Linked DNA regions of Homo sapiens: region 1 is linked to region 2. The links are chromatin contacts, found by Hi-C or POLR2A ChIA-PET in ENCODE. All regions are on one chromosome and are shown on one strand. The core of a region is the stretch at or near the end of the contact, and the rest is flanking DNA. Distances in the headings are between cores, read along the strand shown. Region 1 overlaps FLI1 (Fli-1 proto-oncogene, ETS transcription factor). Region 2 has its middle 36 kb from the start of KCNJ1.

The links. A loop is a pair of places that touch in the nucleus more often than their neighbours do. ChIA-PET counts read pairs that join two places held with the same protein, here RNA polymerase II (POLR2A). Pooled maps may share reads with other maps.
Region 1: a map of B cell shows a loop between it and region 2 (7-fold over the local background). The contact joins two enhancer-like sites. A Hi-C loop is called at or near these places in 6 of 168 maps with a recorded cell type or tissue (B cell, CD8-positive, alpha-beta T cell, GM12878 and 1 more), 37 of 37 single-sample maps with no recorded cell type and 17 of 50 pooled maps. POLR2A ChIA-PET finds 5 or more read pairs at or near these places in 9 of 52 experiments (H1, HEK293, WTC11 and 6 more).

Annotation. Positions count from the first base shown.
Region 1 is chr11:128,753,720-128,759,334 of GRCh38, reverse strand. FLI1 (Fli-1 proto-oncogene, ETS transcription factor) reads right to left here. Exons shown (of 9, transcript NM_002017.5): 2 at 1,009-1,220. Among named protein-coding and RNA genes, the nearest start is that of SENCR, 61 kb to the right of the region's middle. RefSeq lists enhancers at 593-1,093, 1,094-1,594, 1,651-1,910 and a silencer at 3,537-3,656. Within about 2 kb of position 1,439, at least 8 of the 41 ENCODE cell types and tissues checked have a DNase peak (open chromatin) inside an H3K27ac peak, as active enhancers do; they include B cell, CD8-positive, alpha-beta T cell and GM12878, where a contact is called at or near this core.
Region 2 is chr11:128,828,492-128,834,181 of GRCh38, reverse strand. No RefSeq gene overlaps it. Among named protein-coding and RNA genes, the nearest start is that of KCNJ1, 36 kb to the left of the region's middle. Within about 2 kb of position 2,846, at least 14 of the 41 ENCODE cell types and tissues checked have a DNase peak (open chromatin) inside an H3K27ac peak, as active enhancers do; they include B cell, CD8-positive, alpha-beta T cell and GM12878, where a contact is called at or near this core.

The DNA of each region.
Region 1 (5,615 bases), core at 190-2,689, 73 kb after region 2:
GGGTTAAATGTCACATCGGTGCTCAAAGTCAGCCTCTGGCTGTGGAATAAATGGCACATGTTTTCAGCCTGCCATTCAGGGCCCTCTGTTGCTTTTTATTTTCATCTCTTTGTGCCTTTGGCCCAGTAGATTATCTGATATTTTGTGAATAAGACTGATGTTCTCTGTCTTTCAAGTCTTTGCTCATAACAATCACTGTCACTATAGAGCACTTTCCTAACGCGTCTCAGGCACCATCCCAGGTCCTTTCCCTGAGGCATCAGAGTAACGCTAGAGTAAGGACCATAAGGAAGTGAATATCCCAGTCCTGTTTGAGAAGGGAGAAAGCTGGTGCTCTGAGGGGTTTCGATGACTTGCCCAAGGGGCAGAGGCAGGACGCAAAACTGAGGCCGCCTGTCCACTGTCCTCTTCCATGACCCTGTGATTTTCTCTCCCTGGACCCTCCTGTCTCCATTTCTACAAGCAAAGCCCGAACTGACCCAGTATTGTACCCACTTCATGCACGCCTTCCAGGTGCCTGCCCCCTCCCAGACACAGTGAGCCCCCACAGGAAGGTAGACACCTTCCTCATCCCTTCTCCACTCTTACTAAAGAATGGTTTGGTCACCTTTGCTCTGCTGAGACCTGCCCAGAGGGGTTAAGTATCTTCAACAGGACAGGGAAGAGTAGCTTATTGCTAAGCTGTCCCCAACAGGACTGGACCTGGGCCTGGGATTAACAAGAAATAAGTGTTCCACGAGTGTCTGCATAGGCGCTTGGGGCCTGACTCCTACCTGGCCTCTGAGGGCTTCGTGGGCCCCAGAGAGGCAGGGGGGCTTCCTAGCCCTACTCCACCCCATCATCAGTCTGTGGCCCTCTCTGCCTTAGCTCTCTAGGGACTGACACAGGCTTCCTGGCCCAGCTCTAGAGCCCCATCTGCTGCAAAAACCTTAAGTGCCAGAAGCCACTTGCTGCAGATCTGGCGACTTTGTGCCTTCCCCCAATCCTGCACAGGCCTGGTGAGCTTACCTGGATCCATTCATGTGGTCATACTCCCGCTTGACGTTGACCCTCACTGGCTGATTGATCCACTCCTGCTGTGGTGGGAGGGGGTTGATCTTGTGGGGCTGCCCGTAGTCAGGACTCCCCGAGGCAGTCATGTCGGCCTTGGGGAGATGGGCTGCCGCTCCGTACGCTGAGTCAAAGAGGGACTGGTCGTCGCTCACCACCGACAGAGCCTCCTGCAGGGCCAGAGAAGAGACAGAAAGCCCAGTGTCACTCTTCACCCAAGCAAGTGACACTCTTGCTTTGAGCTGGCAAGGTGGCCCAGGGCTGCCCCAGGACAGCTTGTCTGGAAGTTCCTGTTTGACTCACACTCCAGGGGGCAGGTTTGCCCTTATGCAAACCAGATGGGTGTTTGCAGGTTACCTGGGTGAGGAGGGACTTTGGGCAGTGGAGTGGGGATGGAGGAATCATGAAAGTGGGTTTGTTTATTGGTTCTGTAGTCTGGGACCCCCAAAAAGGAGGGTGGGGATAGGGAGGCCAAGAATAGTGGTGACTTGGCATGGAATATAGTATTGTGGTGGTGTGTGAATGCTAGATTTTTCCAGGCATAAGCAGAAATGCCTCTTACGAGCTGAGTGGAGTCATCAGCAATGAAGGGGAGATGAGATCCAGCATTTATTTTCCAGGCAAGGCCAGTGAGATCCACCCAGAGAGGCTAGGTGTGCTGCTCAAGGTCACACAAGGGAAGGGTGGTGCCCATGGCTGTGGCCAGGCCAATTTCAGTTTCCTTATTTGTAACAGGGATAAAAATAGTTTTAGCACAGAGTCGATAGGTGGATTAAATGAGAAGATCTGGTGTGGGGGTGTAGCTTGTAAGAAATGCTCAGTGGTTTGCTGAGGGCCCTCTAGGAGGTGCTGGTGCATCCTGTAGATCTCAATGTTGATGACTCAGCCAGCCAAAGGACGAAAGAGGAACCTCAGACACGTGAAGTGCCAGTCAGGGCAAGACCCTCCAAAAGAGGTTGTTGGGTCCTCCCACTCATATTATCCCATCACTGACTTGGGTGTGACTTTGGGAGATCATGGATTAAGAAAAGAAGCCTTGGCCAGGCATGGTGGCTCATGCCTGTAATCCCAGCATTTTGGGAGCCTGAGGTGGGAGAATCTATTGAGTCCAGGAGTTCTAAACTAGCCTGGGCAATGTGGCAAAACTGTGTTTCTACAAAAACAGAAAGAGAGAAAGAAAGAAAGAAAGAAAGAAAGAAAGAAAGAAAGAAAGAAAGAAAGAAAGAAAGAAAGAAAGAAAAAATTAGCTAGATATGGTGGCATGTGCCCAGCTACTTGGGAGGCTGAGGTGGGAGGATCACTTGAGCCCCGGAAGTAGAGGCTGCAGTGAGCCGTGATCGTGCCATTGCATTCAGCCTGGGCGACAGTCTCGAAACAACAACAACAACGACAACTAAAAAACTTTGCACATTCCGGAGATCTGCTACCAATCAAAACATGAGGGTAAGAGTCTCCCATTATTCCATGTCTCATCGAATCACAGGCATCCAAGGTCAGGGACCAGGGCATAGTGTTCACTACAGTCACATAATTACACCAAAGTAAGTCTTCAGAGAAGATGGTAGTCATCTATAATTGATCTATAATCTATATAATCAATAATTATATAATCTATAATTGTGATAATAGTTGTGATAATACATGCAAAGTACTTAGAAGTCTCTGGCACATAGTGAGTCACACTCAGAACATGTTAGGTATCATGATTATTAGCATTCAAACAAAGATTCTCTTAGGCCACCTGTTAGGGGCTGCCTTGTGTCCTCACAAAATTCATATGCTGAAGCCCTTACCCGCAGTACTCAGAATGTGATTGTATTTGGAGATAGGACCTTTAAGGAGGTAAGGTGAAATGAGGCTGATAGGGTGGGTTCTAATCCAATATGACTGGTGTTCTTATAAGAAGAGGGAATTTGGACACACAGAGAGCCCCCAGGGGAGTGTGTGCACAGAGGGGCTGCCATGTGAGGACACAGCAGTCATTGGCAAGCCAAGGAGAGAGGCCTCTGAGGAAAACCAACCCTGCTGGCACCCTGATCTTGGACTTCCAGTCTCCAGAACTCTGAGCAAATAAATTTCTTTTGCTTAAGCCACTCAGCCCTGGTATGTTGTTATGGAAACCCTAGCAAATGGATACACCACCTTTACTTGAAAATGTAGTGATAGGTGAACAGCACTTGTTAAAGCTGGGATTTGTCTACCTTCCTTGTGTAATTCACATTCCTGAATTGAATGTCTTCTTCAGAATGAATGCTCTTCATATGCCTGTAGAATTACAACCTGCTCCATGGGCTGTCTCTTGTCTCCCAGGGCCATTCTCCACCCCAGCGGACAGACAGCCATAATTCAAAAAGGGAGGCTCTTCTATGGCTGTTTTCAGCTGGGATCAGGGAAAAAATACTGGAATATACTCTAGGAGTCCTGCTTTTGCACCAGAAGGCTTTGGATGGTGTAGGTGCCTCCAGACATACATTCAAAGCAGAGTTGCCCACACAATATTAAAACACTTACATCCCCCAACCGAGGGGATCTCCCTAGCCCTAACATCTGCTGGGATCCTTCTTCATTTTCTACCAGATGCCCTTGAGTCATGCTCAGAGTAAAGCTGTGCTTGTCAGAACCATTTGTTTCTTGGTTATTATATCCACTCTTGATTTCAGCTAGAGTTCAGCTTTGGCTTCATATCCTAAATTTTGAACTGTTATCTGGGCTCAAGGAATTATGGTTCTGAGCTGAAAAGGGTGACATTGCAACCTTTCAGACAGCTGTCCCTGACTCCATGAAATTCCTTGAGCTCCGCACTGGAAGCAGAGGACACATTACCACCTATGACCCCTAAGTGTCTTTTGGTGATAAGAGTGAAGAACATGTACCACAGTCCTGCTACAAAAACAGATGACATTTCAGGAATCAGGTAGCATCTTCTGCTGTAGAGAATGGCTTACGTTCTTAGTTTATCATTCATGAACCTTGGAGTTTCCAGTAAAATAATTTCTTTCCCTTCCCTCTTCTAGGTTGGGGGAGAAGATGACAGAATATCAGAGGCAAAGAAGCCCGGGAGGCAGGGCTGGGCACAGTGATGCTCCATAGATGGGCAAAAAGTTCCTCCCATCATTATCCTAAGGAGGGTGGACCAGGCAACAGGGAACACAGGATTGTCCTGGCCAAGGGGACATGCAGACGGCAAAATCAAGACTCACAGCAAAGAGAATACACAGAGAACACAAAGCCAGCGGTTCTGGAGGCAGACCCAGGAGAGACTTCTTAAGGAAGTGAGTGGTACACAGCTAGAAAAAAACAAGTGATGAGATAGAGTGTAGGTGTAGAAAGGGCACAAAACCAGTTTGAACTCATTTTGGAATAGAAGTTTCCTTAAGAATGTAGTTCACAATCAAGGAAACTCCAATCAAGTGGCAACATTGTAGGAGGAGAGCGTCCCGGTTCACCGGGAATGCCTCACACTTCTGTCCAGTCTGGGCATTTCTCTCTGAGACTCTTCCCTCCCTGACGACCCACTGACATGCTCTTCCCTCATTCAGTACACCTTGTGCGCTCCCTGGCTGGATCCAGCTCCCTTGCAAGTTGTGAATACTGCTGTCATCCTGCCACAATCTGCTCAAAAACCTCAGAGAGCTCCCTAGAGATGGACCACAGCAAATCTCTTCTCAGCCACTTGTCTTCCAAAGGTCATCTTTGTCCCACCTGCCACACTTACATTGCACAACTTCCTCTTGCTGCAACTTGTGTCCAATTCTAACTATTCTCACTGCTCCACTAGACAAGCCCTACTCAGGTATGCTTCTGTGCCTTAATTTTGTGGTTCCTTTTGCTGCAAGTAACCTTTCTTTACTCTTTCACCCTGATGCACAATTATCTTTGCCATTGTGTAAGGTAAGTGAGATCTTCCTGAGAGCTTCCTGTTTCCATGAAACCTTTCTGATGATGACCTATGACTCCTTTGAGCTGTTAACAGCTCGTGAGAATACTGCTTTGGGTATGCATATGTGCACACACACACACACACACACACACACACACACACACACACATCCCCCTTCTATTTGCAATCATGGCTAGACAAAAAGCTTTTTTTCCATTACAATGTAGAGAAAAGAAGAGATAGATCATGGGGGCTGTGAAGAGAGAGAAGATGAAGGAGAAGAGTTCCCTGTCTGGCTCACTGGGCTGAATTTGAAAAGCCAATATGGGCAAGGGAAGGGAGGTGAGGGCCCCTAAGTGGAATAAAAGATTTGGGGAGATAAGGCCCCAGACAAGCTGATTTGAGACCCAAGTGAAAGAGCAGAGTTGGGGAGGAGAGCATTCTTGTGGCTTCTGCAAATAAACGGCACCCCTTTTTGCAGTTCAACAGCTTTAGGAGCACCCCAAGACCATGCCCTTGGCAAGTACACTGTCATTTTTATGATGCCACTGGTAGTAGGGAGCCCTCTCCAAATTGCTCTGGGAAGACCAGAGTAGGGACGGAGGAGGCAAACAAGAGGAATGAGTCTGGGCAACTTGATGTGGCTGCTGCTGTCTGCAGGCGAGGAGCTGCTGAGCTGGCAGAA
Region 2 (5,690 bases), core at 1,597-4,096:
TCCATCCTATAGATATTCTTTATATAACAATGTACAATCAACACAGTGATAAAGTCACTTGAAGTAGTTCTTTTCTCCGTGTGATTAGGTACCAACTGGACATAGGTTCATTTGTTTCCATTTATTTGCAATCGTTAAAGTCTGTTTATTGTTTTCCTTTTTTGATTTCGCCATTTCTTTTATGAATTATGCAAGGAATTTATATAATTTCAAAACCACAGAACAGGGTTTAGAAAACATGCTTCCATTCCTGTGCCCTCCACTCTATTTCTTCCCGTTCTATAAAGGGTAAGCATCTTTATTATGTTGTATCCTGTGGCGGTTTCTTTGTGAAAGATGTAAGCAATGCATATGTGACATGTTAGTATTTACATGCTGCTCCATTCTTACACAAAAGGTAACACTCTAGAAACACCATTCTGCAGGGTTTTCTTCACCTAATAGAATGTTCTGCAGATCACTGTGTAGGGATAAGTGCTGATAATACCAACATCTATGCGACACCCTCCCTCACCTTCGTGGGTGCTCTTGCAGTAGTTGCTGGGATCTTGCTCCAGAGGCCCCTGCTGTGCAGTTTTGAGCCTGAGAGATGGTGGCCTTTTCTGTTTTGCCTTCCTGAAAGCTTCCCTCTCTTTGCAGGGTGACTCTAGGGCTGATTCTGCCTACCCTGCTGGGGAATAAGCTGGGCTCTCAACCGGGCTCCCAGTGGGAGAGAGTCTGCCCAGGACCAACAGCTCTTTGAGGATCAAACCTCCCTGGAATTTTGGCTGGGTAGAAAATCAGAAGTATCCTCAAGAGAGACATCCCACTCCAGTACATGGGGTGGGGGCTTGGCTGGAGAGGGGGGATTCAATTCCCAGAGCATTCTGGATAACCCCTTTTTGATTAGAATCCTCTGACCCTTTGGGGTTAGGGTCATGGAGCTCACCATTGTGTGGAAAATTTTGTGCGCAAGTATATTAAAATGGAAATGAAGTTAATTAATGAAATGAATAAAGGCTACAAACTAAGTATGAAAAAAGTGCTTGAAGGAGGCAGGGGAAGGCTTCTAGGAGGAGAAGGCAGTTGATCTAGGTTCGAAGTGTGGTTACGACTTGACAGAGGGAAAGGCGAAGGGTAGAGAGGTGTGACCAGGTGGGCACATGTTCCAGACGGACGGAGCCACAGGAGCGTGAATGTGTCTGGGGGCTCTGGGAAGTGCCGTGCAGTTTTACATGGCCACAGCATGGCCACGTGGAAGGAATGGTCCAAAGAGGCAGAAGTTTGGTGCCAAGCCGACTTGAGTTTGAGTCCTGGCTTGATCAGTCAAACCACCAGAGTCTTTGAGGGGGCATGGGATGATTAAACAAGTATTTTGGGACTATATCTCTTGTGTTGGCATGAGGGACAGATTAGAGAATTAGAGGCAGAAACTAACTTTTGAGGGAGGCAGAGAAAGTGTCGTCATTTCCATTTTTCAGGATGGGAAACTGAGTCTCAGAGACCCTATGACTTGCCCAGGTCATGTAGCTGTGAAGTGGGGAAGCAGGGGTCAGAAGCCAGGGTGCCTGCCTGCTAGTTAGCCCAGCGTTCTTTCCTGTGCCTCTCCCCTTTCCTGGAGCCACCCACAAACTTTGTGCCTGGCAGTCACTGTTCCTGAAGGAAAATGCACCTGGAAGGTGGTAGCCAGGATCAGAAAGGCAGGTGAGTCTGGGAATGGATAAAGCCCTGCACCCTTGCACTGCTTCTTTTGGGAACACAGAGGCCACGTGTATCTACAGTTGCACTTAGCATCTGAGGAAGCTGGGAAGCCCTCACTGGAAGGGAAGACACGGAGGCACCTTCATCTACACCAACAAAGTGAAAGTAAGCAATCACTAATGAGTGGGCTGTTGAGGCCACCAGCAAAGTTGTTTTTAGTTGAACTAAAAATGGCAAGTAGAGACCACAATTATCCCTATGGTTATCTCAGTTCCCCACATCAATGGCCAGATGCAACCTGAACCTGTGATAGCCTCGGAAAAACACAGCCTGATGAAGCATAAAAGAAAAAAGTAGGCAAGGAAGGAGGAGGGATGAAGGCAAGAAATAAGGTGCAAGGTTCAGGGGCTTTGAAGACAGACAGATTTGGGTCAAATCCCAGATTTCCCACTTATTGGCTGTGTTTAGCTTGAACAAATTCTTAGCCTTTCTGAGTCTTTTTTCCAGTTGTGAACAACAATAATACCTACCTTAAAGGGATAGTGTACAGATATAGTATGAAATAATATTTAACAAAACACTATGTAAAGAACCTAGCACTGTGTCTGATATAGGCTCCCAATAAGCGGTAGTTTGAGTGATGATGATTATTCTGCCGATGATGGGCAAGGCCAAGGCAGGGTGGGTCTGGCTGATGAGCGGGGGTCCCATGCTGTGCCCTCGTTTCCTCTGTCCTGGGCCTCATCGTTTCCCAGCCTACATTCCTGGCCTTGCTTTCCATTTCCAGGCTTGATTTTAACCTGAGACACAGTAGCTCACCTTCCTCCCTGTGCCTGCCTCCGAGGTGAACTCACAGAATCCTAGAAGCTTAGCGGTGAGAGGGACCTAGGCAAAGCCTGACCCTACCCTGTTATTTCATAAGTGGAGAAACTTAGGGTCCCTAAGTTTCTGCAGGGGGGCCTGTTCAAGAGGAATAATGTGTCTTACCCAGCTTCAGAAAGAGTCGATTGCTGACCCATCCTGTGCTTCAGATTTCCCCCTGGGTGGAAGTGAAGACAGGGGAGGGTAGGGGTCGAGGGGGGATCCTACTAGAATGGGCAATCCTGAACTAACCTGCACTTTGTTGGCGAGGTGTGCTTTGGCCAGCAGGTGGCGCCATATACTTCCAGATCGCAAAAGTGAAACTGACCTGGTTGAAAAGTAGTCTGCCTCTGACGGTTAAGAGGGCTTGGCTATACCCAGAAAGCTCTTAATAATGCTTAGAATATTTAACAGAGATATATAAAATATTGGGCCTTCTAGTCATTGCTGGGGTGATAAAATGACCGTGAAAGACATAAAAAAATTTAAATTGTGATTTAAATATAGAAGTTTATCATTCTAGAGAGATTAGACTGGCTCGAAGAGGAAGTTGTTACCATGTGTTAGAGTCTATGAGATTCCATGTGCTTTACATTTTCCTGACAATAAAGCTGACATAATACCATGACTCCCATTTTACAGATGAGAAGTCTGAGGCCCAGAGAGGTTAAGATGCATGCTCATGGTCCATACACGGCTAGTCAGGGCAGAGCTGCTATGTATCTATATATTCAACATTTATACAGGGTTTATTATGAGCAGACATTATTTTAAGTGCTTTATAAGTATCTACTCATTTAATCCCAGTAACAACTGTAGATAGCAGAACAGGCACTTTTGAAAGCACAGGTTAGTCTGGGTCAAAATTCATGGGCTTTCCCAGGAACAGGCCAGCTCCTGTCTCCCGGAGGCCTGAGTCCAAATTCTTTTTCAGTTGCTTTCATATGAATTTGGTAACTCGCTTACCCTCTCTGAGTTGTGGGTTTCTCATTCGTAAGCTGATGATAATGAAACCAACCCCATGTGGCTGTTGAGAAGATCAATTAGTAGAACACATGACACAGAATTAACCACAAAGTCATATTCCTTGTTAAGGGATTATTTTTACCACAGACACCTAATAGATGAATTCACATAAACGCATGTTTGTTGCAGGATTATGTGTAGGGGTGAAAAGCCTAAGTGTACTATGACAGGGAAATCAGTTAATGCAGTGTGAAATGCTACGCTATTTTTTTTTTTTTTGAGATGGAATCTCCCTCCTGTCGCCCAGGCTGGAGAGCAGTGACGCGATCTCAGCTCACTGCAACCTCCACCTCCCGGGTTCAAGTGATTCTCCTGCCTCAGCCTCCTGAGTAGCTGGGATTACAGGCATGCGCCAACACTCTTGGCTAATTTTTTGCATTTTTAGTAGAGATGGTGTTTCACCATGTTGGTCAGGCTGGTCTCAAACTCCTGACCTCGTGATCCATCCGCCTCGGTCTCCCAAAGTGCTGGGATTACAGGCGTGAGCCACCGCGCCCAGCCTGCTATTTTAAACAAATATTTGGGCACTGAACAATGTCCTACAGACACATTTAGAAAATAAAATACACTAGGAGCTCCATGGAGCTCATATTCTTGGGGCAGCTGACAGGGCACACCAATGTCAGAGGGGAGAATTGGCACAAGGCATCCTTACCTAGTGTGAGGCACCGAGGAGAGAGAGCTTCTCTGAGAAAAAGACATGGAAGTGAAATGTGAAGCAAAAGGAAGAGTTAGTCAAATGATGGGTGGAGGGGAGTCCAGGAAGAGGAAATGTGTCCAAGGTTCAGGATGTGAGAGCACAACACTCCATACACCACATCTTAAAAATAAGGAATGATTTTAGACAATGTCCTCAAAACATCAAATGAAAGAAGTGTGTACCAGAAATTATAAACATTTTTTTAGCTAAAAAAGGTTTTAAGTGTGAAATGTTTTTTAAAATGTAGAATTTTGTTGCATATATATGTGCATATACGTGTACCCAAAAAGACTCAGAAGTAAACATAAATGCATTCTTTCACTTATTCACTCACTCTATCATTCACTCATCAAATGTGTTTTGAGAGCCTGTGGCACTGGGGCCTGCTGAGGCCCCTGGGATAGAACAACAAAGACAGTCCAGGGCCCACCTTCATGGACTGACTTCCTAGAGGAGGGAGACAGAAAATAAGCAATGCATGCATACATTTAAAATAATTTCAAACAGGCTGGGCGCGCTGGCTCATGCCTATAATCCAAGCACTTTGGGAGGCCCAGGTAGGAGGATCACTTGAGCCCAGGAGTTTGAGACCAGCCTGGCAACATAGCGAGACTCCATCTCTACAAAAAAAAAAAAATGGAAAAAATAGTCTGGCATGGTAGCACACACCTGTAGTCCTACCTTGAGAGACTGAGGTGGGCGGATCATTTGGACCCCAAAAGTTTGAGACCAGCCTGGGCAACATGGTGAAACCCCGTCTCTACAAAGAGTACAAAAATTAGCCAGGCATGGTGGTGCACACTTGCAGTACCAGCTACTCAAGAGGCTGGGGTGGGAGAATCACCTGAGTCTAGGAGGTGGAAGCTGCAGTGAGCTGTGATCACACCACTGCACTCCAGCCTGGGTGACAGAGCCAGACTCTATGTCAAAAAAAAAAAAGATAAAATAAAATTCAAATAGCGATACAAGAAAATACACAAGGGTGATGACGTGGAGAACAACTCACAGGGAGGGTGTTTCCTCAGACCAAGTGGTGAGGGGAGGCCTCCCTGAGGAGGAGCCACCGAGGGCCAAGCCATAGGAAGAAGGACCTAGTCATGCAGACTTGGGTGGAGAATATTCTAGGCCAGTGGCCTTCAATCTCGGACACACATTGGCATCATCCGAGAGCCTCAGAAACTACTGCTGCTTGCCATTCCTCAACCTTTGAGTCTGCCTTATTGGCTGTAGGGGGACAATCTGGGCATTGGGATTGTCACAGGAATTTTCCTAAGCTCTCCTGGTGACTCTGAGAATGCTGACCCCTGAGAACCCCGGGTCTAGTGGAAGTGACTCACAGCATGATCTGATCAGCTTTGGGTGGGAGCATACTAGTCATCAAATAACAGAGACTGATGTCCAGGTCTTTGAAAACCCCCAGGGC